Regions from separate parts of the Homo sapiens genome. Here region 1 is linked to region 2. Evidence: read pairs that join two places in POLR2A ChIA-PET (ENCODE). Cell type or tissue: Caco-2. All regions are shown on one strand.

Region 1 (5,000 bases), 70 kb before region 2:
AAATACAGATAACCTAATTTTCCAGCATCAGAGGTCAACTTCCCATGTGCAGACAGAAGTGAAGCCTCTCCTCTCCACAGAAAGTGCAGCTGTTCTCCGCAGGCTCTCAGGAAATCTATGGGGCTCAATACCAGGCATGACTCCGGTCTGAAAATTCTCCATAAAAGAACCTACCTGCCTCCACGGTGGTAACTGAACAGTGAATGAAGGCATGTTTTCTCTCTTGCATGAAGGAAATAAACTTTTCCCAGACAAAAGAGATTTAGATGAACAGTTAAGTGCATTTGATAAATAATATTGCTGAGTTATCCCTGTGAAAGTGGCGATTTTGTGCTCTGTGAGATTTATGTCTCATGAAATTATTAGAGAATGAAATGTAAAATGACCATTTGAATTAACACTTACTACTCATGAATAAAGAAGCAGTGATTTAATAGGAGGCTAATTACCAATGCAGATATGGCTCACTTCCAGTTTTATAGCGTGTCAATCACGAAAGCACTTAGTCAATTATCAGCACGTGAAGTGGCAACAAAAACTAGCAAAAACTGAGATGCTAGGGAGCTGAGAGGGAAGGAAGGATGTCTGCAATACACATTTTAAATACATTTCTCAGAGCAATTACTTGAAATGTCATTTATATTATATTTCAGTTGGCAGTTTTAACTGTTATCTCATTTTAGGAGCAGCATACTCAACAGACAAAAAGAAACAGCTTCATAAACGAGAAGAACATTTCAGAATAAAACGTGATTTGTTTCTCTTTAAATTTGGTGCTACCATTAGATGTGCAAAATAAACATGTCCCAAAATTAAAACAAAACAAAATATGTCCTTGTCCAGTAACTTTTCTCTTTTTTGCTCCTTTTCTTTTTGCTTTTTGTTTTGATTAGGGGAGGAGGGACAGGCTGCCAATAGTGATAAATTTAGATCAAGCAGATTTCTTTCCTTAAAATTCTTAAAATTCATGTCTCAGACAATCTAGGAATGCTCCCTTCAGAACCATGCTGAGATACTTAAAGTGGACATTGAAGAAAAGCCAAAGTAAGAGAGATGATTGCTGACAAATAGAGGGCACAGAGATACGAGCCCATTTAAAACGTAAATAGTAACCCATGATCGGTAATCTGAAGATAGGAAAGAAATACTTCAAACACCTGTCAGAAGCAGTTCTGACTTCCATCAATTAGAAAAGCGATTTCAAAAGGAGCCCACCCCGCAAGCTGACCCACGGTCCAGGTGTCACCATTTCCATTTGAGGGTGACTAATAGTATTGTTGTTTTAAAAAGTGTGCAGGCTGGGGGTGGTGGCTCATGCCTGTAATCCCAGCACTTTGGGAGGCCAAGGTGGGCAGACTGCTTGAGCCCAGAAATTTGAGACCAGCCTGGGCAACACGGCAAAACCTCATCTCTGCAAAAACTACAAAAAAAATCATGCAGGCATGGTGGTGCATGCCTTTGGTCCCAGCCATGGAGAGGCTGAAGTGGGAGGATCACTTGAGCCTGGGAGGTCGAGGCTGCAGTGAGCCGTGATGGTGCCACTGCACTCCAGCCTGGATGACAGAGCAAGACCCTGTCCCTCATCCCCCACAAAAAGTGTTGAACTGCTTTATCTAAGAAACAGAACAGACAAGTAAAAGGTTGTCTTCCCTTCCTAGTCTCGATGTATTTCTCCCTATAATTGTTCCTGTTGCTCAAGTTGACGAGGTGTTCTTGGTGATTTTGCTAAATTTGTGGAAAATTAGCTGGAACAGCCTCAAAACCACAGCCAGGCATGTCACCAAATGCTCTTTGTGAGGATCTTCATTTCTTTTCCCCACCTTGTAAGATCCACATGACAGCCAAGTGCCCCTAGAATGATATAAACCCACTTGTGAAATGCAGTTACAGGCCATTCTCAGACCTAAGAAATCCAAAAAGCACCTTTTCTATTCCCCAACTCCTAACGATTCCCTTGGCCGTTAACTATCAAGTTTTCACCTAGGACCATCTAAGCCTTTGAAATCACACTAGGCTTTCTCCAAAATGCAGTTCCCCATTTGTTCATGTTGGGACAGTGGTGGCAATGAATGGCATCCCTTCCTTCCTCTTCTGATGTGGAAGTAGGCTCACAAATCTGTCATGGAGATTGGAAAAAGCAGTCTGCAATATTCCATAAAAAAGCAAAACTGGAGGATATGATGTAGATGGGCGCGGTGGAGGCCTGCTCGACACACTCCCTCCTGCATCACAGCCTGAGTGGGTGCTTGTGGACCCACCCTGGAAGCTCTGTCCTGTGGGCCAGTACCTGTGCGTCTGAGAACAGCCTGCACGGGAAAAGAAGAGCACACTGTGCCCTGGGGGAGAGAGTCAGCTGTCCCCGAGTTAGGCAATGACTGCTCCTCCCTTGAGGACAGGTGGGGGAGGGGTGAGCAAAGGAACACTCCACATGGACACAGGACACTGGGGACAAGGGACGCCCACTAACAATTTTTCACTGAAGCTTCGTCCAGTCATCATTAACTGAGCATCTGCTTTGTCACAGGGACTAAGCCAGGTGCCACAAATATGGCAGTGGATGGAAGGTCTATGTGACCCAATGCCCTGGTGGGAAAGCCAGAGGCTGACCAAGTCACCAGGGAGAAGGGTGGAGGCTGTGAGAGTGTCTGGGTGTTGGGGGAAGGCCCATTAACTCTGGAGAAGGCAGATAGTCAGGGAAGTCTTCCCTGAAGGTAAGAGAAGGTATCTCTGAAACCAGATGAGAGATGTCCAGGTAACTGGAGCAAAGGTGAGGAAAGACACTGAGGGGAACTCTGAGGGCAGAGCACAGAGGAAGGAGTGCAGAGATGGCAGGAGAGAGCCGGCGGGCGCCTGGCCAGGGCTGTCGGCCATCACGCAGATGTTTGTGCACCGTGGTTAAAACGCTTAGACCATCCCAGGGACTGAAACCAAGGAGCTACAGGGTCACCGGAGCTGAAGGTCACAGGATTGGATGTTGGTGCCTGGAAATCATGAGAGATGGTGGTGCTGACTTTGTAAACACCAAGAGACCAGAGCAGAGATAAAAGCAACGGGTCTTACAGGGTTTTCTAAAAGGCCAAAACATGAGTGAGAAGGAAAACACAAAGAGGCCAAGCAGTGTCTTCCAGCTCGATCAGATCCCTCTCTCCACTGTAGGAAGAGTGCAGAGTTCTCTCCTACATGGCCCCAAAGCCCACACTTCCCCGCTCTTGCCTCAGTCCCAGAGAATATCTGGCTAAAAATTCAACTTCTTTTCACCTCTTCTCCTAGTCCTCACATTGACCTGTTTTTGCTCCAGTTGATGGAGCGATGGTGAAGAGCTTACAGCTTGCATCCCTTCTTCGCATGCCTTATTATGAGAAAACACACGAGCATCACACTCAGTGACAGTAAAAGGGGCCCTTAATCATTAAGCCTCTAAAATCCAACAGGTGATACTGCCCAGAAAAGCTGTGCAAATCTGTACTTAACGAACTCCATTAAACATTAACCTATTAGTTATACATTTACAACACCCAGAAACAATAATTATGTGTTTTCTTTCCTTTGGGCCCTAAATCTAGCTGAATCGTTGATAGTTTTAGCACTAGAGAGATGAGAAAGTATTGTTTCTTGTGAGTGTGTAAAATTTCACTTTTTATATGGATCCTTGGTCTATATTCTACTTGAAGATTCTCCTTTTTCTTTAGACACATCTAACTTCACTGAGTATCTAACTGACAAATCATAATATTTAAAGCTTATTTTTTAAAAGAGAATATCCAAATATGTAGGATACATAATATATAGGAAGGCTTTTGTTTATTTTTTTAAAAGATGCAGTGGGAATGTAAAATGGTGCAGGTACTATGGAAAACAGTATGGTGGTCCCTCAAAAAATTAAACATAGAATTACAACATGATGCAGAAATTCCTCTTCCAGGTATATATCCAGAAGAAGAGAAAGCAGGGACTCGAATACACATGTACACCAATGTTCACAGCAGCATTATTCACAATAGCTAAAAGGTGGAAACAGCCCAGGTACCCGTTGATGGATGAATGGCTAAACAAAATATGGTCTATGCATACAATGGAATATTATTCAGTCTTTAAAAGGAAGGAAATTGTAATACATGCTACAACATAGATAAGCCTTGAGGACATTATGTACGCTAAGTGAAATAAGCCAGACAAAAGGACAAATAGAATATGATTCCACTTATGTAAGCTTGATTACCCAGAGTAATCAAATTCATAGACAAAAGCTGAATGGAGGCTACCCAGGGCTGGGGGAAGAGAGGAACGTGGAGTTGGTGTTTAAGGGGTACAGAGTTTCTGTTTGGGAAGATGAAAAAGTTCTGGGGATGGATGGTGGTGACGGTTGCACAATATACTTAATGCCACTGTACTGTACACTTAAAAATGGTTAAAATGGCTCCCACTGCAGCCTCAAGTGCCCCTGTCCCACCTGGCTCCCCCTGCTGATGTCTAGTGTTTTTTTCTCTCCTGTCTTTGTATTGAAGGCAGGAAACAAGGGTGTCAAGCCCCCATTCCCTCCCTACTCTGACAGCAGGATTGGATGTTGTGTATTGTGGATTTTTTTTTGTTTATTTTGTTCTGAAATTAAAGTATGCAAAATAGAGAATATGCCATTTTTAATACAAAAAAAGGTTACAATGGTAAATTTTATGATATGCATATTTTATAATAACACCCCCTCCAAAAAAAAAGAGATGAAAAGTGAATGGTATGAAGATTCAACCTTGTGAAAGACTGAGCTGTCTAAGTTGAAAATGAGTAGGAATGTAGTATTTCTAGGCAGGGGCCAACTCCATAGAAACCAATTAAGTCAGTGGAGGTCAAGCAAACAGCTCCGAGGGGATGTTTGAAATCTTATCTTTCTCATGACCTGATTTCGGTCACATTCTTACTGAGCTCTGGCAAGGCATGATGATACTTCACAAAATACAAAACCAGAGCCCCAAACTCAGGACTTTACAGTGAAAGACCCATTGTTC
Region 2 (5,000 bases):
TGAGCACAGTTTGATTGTTGTCATTTCGATGTTACCAGATAGTCAAATGGCAATGTTAGAAAAACAGCTGGAAATTCAAGACAGATGGAGATTGTGGCTGAGGCCAGAGGACTGAGTCTTCTTTGCATGATCTCAAAGTCACTGATATGCAGGAGCTCACCAAGTTGAGACTGTGCAGAGAAAGGTCATGGAGAACTGAAGTGAAAGCAAGGCAAGACAAGAGGGCTCCTAGAAGATGGTGGAACCTTCCCTGAAAAGGGGATCCATGATTGACCCAGTGAACGTGAGAGCTGGAGTAGGGACATTTGGGGAAGGAGAAAGAACAAAGGAGGAAATAATGGTCATGATGAGGACGCCAGAAAGTTAGAGAAGATAACTGACATGCCCTTTGCTGAGCCATTACTATGCCAGCTGCTTAATCCTCGTATGCAAGACAATTTTTTTTTTTTTTTTTTGAGACGGAGTTTCACTCTTGTTGCCAGGCTGGAATGCAATGGCTCAATCTCAGCTCACTGCAACCTCTGCTTCCTGGGTTCAAGCGATTCTCCTGCCTCAGCCTCCCAAGTAGCTGGGATTACAGGCTCCGCCACCATGCCCAGCTAATTTTTTTGTATTTTTAGTAGAGTTGGGGTTTCGTCATGTTGGCCATGACGAACTCCCGACCTCAGGTGATCCACCCACCACAACCTCCCAAAGTGCTGGGATTACAGGCGTGAGCCACTGTGCCCAGCTTATGCAAGATAAATATGATTCCCGTTTTATGGGTAAAACCACAGAGATTCACAGAGGCTGGCTAACCTGCTTGAGTTTGCAGAGCTAAAAAGTGTGCTTTCATTTTTGCTGTATCATAAACCAACCCCAAACTTAATGGTTTTGAGCAACAATCATTTATTTTCCTCAAGATGATTCTGTGGGTTGCCAGCTAGATGCGCTCAGTTGGATGCTTCTTCTGTTGGCCCTCCTGAGCTCCTTCACGCATCTGCAGTCAACTCCAGGTTAAGGGATGAGTGATTTAGGGGGAGCCACAGCCCAGATGCATGGAGCTAAAACACAGGAGTCCTCCATCGTCAAAGGAAGCTGATAGATCAAGAATTAGAAATTTAAAACAAAATGAGAATTAGAACAAAATATCAAGAATGGAGAGTAAGTCTATTGAGTGTGGTAGAGAGCAGTTGCTGACAGTACATCATAATGACAATAATTATTAGAGCAAGCAGCTCCTGAGCACATGTAATGTGCCAGAGACTGGGCCCAGGCTTTTGTGCATTGTCTCACTGAATCCCCACAGCAGCCCTAGGAGATAAGGTAGGCTGATTAGCATTGTTTTTCAATGAGGAAACAGGCACCTAATGCCTCTAGTAGCTTAATCAAGATGAATCCAGGCAGAGGGGTGTGGAGATTGGAATTTGGAAAAAGGTTTGATTTAGTGACTGCTGATATGAAGAAGAAACGTTCTACAGGTAAGGTGGGCAGGAACTATGATTCTAAGATGCTAAAGGTTGTAAACATGGATGTTGATGTCGCTAAGAATAATGATGGATAATAAGGTGTAAAATAAAAAAAAAATTCAAACTAAGTCCTGAAATATCTAATGAAATACGGGATGTGAAAATGTTATACAATACTGGGAAAACAGAAAAATTAAAGACCAACCCAGGGGAGGACATAACATGGGGATAGGCTAGGTTATACTGCGGTAACAAACAAGTCCCAAACCTCAGAAGCATAAAACAACAGAGATCTCTTTCTCGATTATTGTGGGTTAGCAGTGGGCTCCGTTCACTATTGTAACTCGGGGATCCCAGCTGATGGAAGCTTCGTTTCAACATATGCTTCCCACTGAGGCAAGTAAAGAAGTAAGTCACACACTGGCTCTTAAAGTTTCTGTTTATATTCCGTAGTCCACGGCAAATCACCTGGTCATACCTAACCTCAAGAAACCATGATAGTGGGGCCCTATTATGTGCCTGTAAGTGGGGGAGAACCAGAAATATTAGGAAAATAGTGCTAACGAGGACCACAGAGAAATTCTTGTAGACTATGCTAGGACAGTGCTGGGAGAAACATGAGAGCTAGAACTCAGGTCTAGGAATTCCCGCTGAACATGGAGAAGAAATGGAGAGCCAGAAAGACAGGGATAGGCAAGATCAAGCCACGCCAGCATCCAAAGCACAATCAGGACTGCTTTCCACAGGGTAGCCATTCAGATGGAGTTTGCGGCAAACAGGGAAGCTTATTATTGGAGCAGCTTGGGGTTCTCTTGAGGACCCCAATTCAGGAGACTCTAATCCGTGCTAGGATGGGGAGGTTCTTTTCCTTCTGCTCCAGACGTCCTCCAAGTGTGTCCTGAGACAATGCATTACCAATTCCAGGTGTGGAATGAGAACTTTACTAGGGGCAAGAAGGGGCCTTAAGAAAGAAGTGAGTCTAGAGTCATGTTATCTGGAGGGCCCAGGTCTCTAGAGCTGAGCCTTTGCCGGGGGCTCTGACGGAGACCATTTACAAAAGCAAATATTTCAGTTGTATCTACACTACACTCATCATTATAATTCTGCGGTAGGTTTCGCTTTTATGTTTCCTGACAACTAAGGACTGCAAGGTTTTCATGTTCTAATGAAAGAAAACATGGACATTTATCTGCAGAGACAAACACTGAAGCCTAAATAATTTCAAGAGTGAATGTATTTGTGGATTATCAGCATAACGGACAATACTTTTAGTTACAGGTTTCCAAGACACAGTGCTATTCAAACAGATTCTCATATTAACCTTCTTTATAGCCCAGGGCACAGCTTTACGTCTTTATTAACTCAGGGAGGGCTTTGAAGAAGAAAAGAGACTGAGATAATGAGGTCAGGCTTGTTTGTTTTTTGATTACCTACATTCCTAAGGTATCTAGGACCTAAAGAATCTAAAAGAATGCACCGATTATTTTTCTATCAGATTGAGTTTCTTAAATATCAGATGTTTCAAGTGAGCTGATACCAGATCTTAATCTGTGCCTTAATTCCTTAAGTACCAATAATGCATCACTAGTAGCAGAGCAGAAGTTATGCATAGCTCTGTAACTCACACGTAAAATGCTAGGGAGAAGCCGGGACCACCCTAGACCCATTGTAGTGAGAACCATCAGTGTAAGGCAGACTTCTTAAATTTCAGTACAGACATTAGAGAAGGAAGCAAAACATATGTAGTGGAGAAAAATAAACATTTCAAGAGCTAAGCAGCATATGCCTTTCCTCTCTGATTTAGGCCAACAATGACCTCCCTTCAAAGCCAGAAGGATAAGCTAAGCAGCCAAGGATTGAAAATAAAATAACCCACATGGAGCAAAGGAAAAGAAGAGTTAAAAGAAGGTCACATACCATATGTGTTGGTCACAGTGTCACAAGTTGTTCCAGGGTAGCTTAATCTACTCTTCCTTAGTTGCCTGCTTGTTGAGCTGGAGGTTTTGTTTGATATGTGACTTCTAATTGAATGGCTATTTTTCATTAACATTCTGCACAGTTTTGGTTCAATAGGTAATTACTACTATGAAAGGCTGGATTTTAATTATGAGATGAAGAGTCCATCATTTCAATAAGGGCATTTGTGTTCTCCAAAGTCTGCATATAGATGACCCAGGGCAGAAGACACTGCTGATTGTAACCCTATCTTCCTTCCAGGCTGTTTTGAGGGAAGACCAGCTTTTTTTCACCCCGGGGGAGTGAATCTTGATAAACTGAAGTTGGTCAAGGTAATTCTATTCTGTTTGCCAGTGATTGGCTCAGATACAAGCTCCTTTTCCTAATCAGCATTATTGAGGTATATTTTATGGAAAAGAAACTGCAGCAATTTTAAGTTTACAGTTTGGTAAGTTTGACAAATGTACACAATTGCAGCCACCCCCATATTCATGATAGAAAACATTTTCCTCACCCTCGAAAAGTTGCCTACTGTCTTTTGTAATCAGTTTCCAGCCACCTATTTCTGGAAACCACTGTCTTTCTTTATGTCACTACAGGTTAGCCCTTTTACATTTTTCATATAGATGGAATTATAGGTGCCTGCATGGGCCCTGGCTCACTCACCGTCCTGCAGGATGCCTTGGCAATGGGAAATCCAGTTATCAGAATTGATTCCAGAAGAGAGAAACTAACAGAACAATAACAATGGAAGAAATTGGGAACATTATCAAAAAGCTAACATCCTGCAAAACTCCAGGCTCAGATGGTGTTACAGGTTAAAAAAAAAAAGTCCTTCATGAAAAAGAAAGATCTCTTTATTTTGAAACAGAGTTTCGCTTTTGCCCAGGCTGGAGTGCAATGGCGCAATCTCGGCTCACCTCCCAGGTTCAAGCGATTCTCCTGCCTCAGCCTCTGGAGTAGCTGGGATTACAGGCATGCACCACCATGCCCGGCTAATTTTGTATTTTTAGTAGAGACGGAGTTTCTCCATGTTGATCAGGCTGGTCTCAAACTCCTGACCTTGTGTGATCCGCCTGTCTCAGCCTCCCAAAGTGCTGGGATTACAGGCGTGAGCCACCGCACCTAGCAAAACTTTTTTTTTTTCTGAGATGGCGTCTCACTCTGTCATCCAGGCTGGAGTGCAATGGCGCGATCTCGGCTCACTGCAACCTCCACTTCCCTGGTTCAAGCAATTCCCCTTCCTCAGCTTCCCGAGTAGCTGGGATTACAGGCGCGCACCACCATGCCTGGCTAAATTTTGTATTTTTAATAGAGACAGGGTTTCCCCCTGTTGGCCAGACTGGTCTTGAACTCCTGACCTCAGGCAATCCACCGGCCTCAGCCTCCCAAAGTGCTGTGATTACAGGCGTGAGCCACTGTGCCCAGCCCCAGAAAGATCTTAAGCAACATGATGGATTCAGAAGCTCATGAAAAGAGGCCACCAATGCTAACTTCTTCAAAACAAGATATATCACCTCATATTATAAATGTTGGTGAAATGAAGCATGACTTGTGTGGCTGCTGTGCAGCCTTCAACACGTAGAAATCACATTT

Evidence for each region. Peaks named below come from ENCODE experiments on the same cell type or tissue, not always from the same donor. Only the 100,000 strongest peaks of a DNase experiment are listed, where the experiment ranks them.
Region 1: POLR2A ChIA-PET joins it to region 2 with 11 read pairs; 1 of 35 experiments calls an interaction of 5 or more read pairs at or near these places.

Annotation. Positions count from the first base shown.
Region 1 is chr18:7,059,578-7,064,577 of GRCh38, forward strand. All of the region lies in intron 3 of LAMA1 (laminin subunit alpha 1), which reads right to left. Among named protein-coding and RNA genes, the nearest start is that of LAMA1, 56 kb to the right of the region's middle. In Caco-2, no CTCF peak of the experiment used is centred here; DNase peaks (open chromatin) are centred at 2,394 and 4,924.
Region 2 is chr18:7,130,076-7,135,075 of GRCh38, forward strand. It overlaps the pseudogene SLC25A51P2. Among named protein-coding and RNA genes, the nearest start is that of LAMA1, 15 kb to the left of the region's middle. In Caco-2, no CTCF peak of the experiment used is centred here; DNase peaks (open chromatin) are centred at 2,476 and 2,795.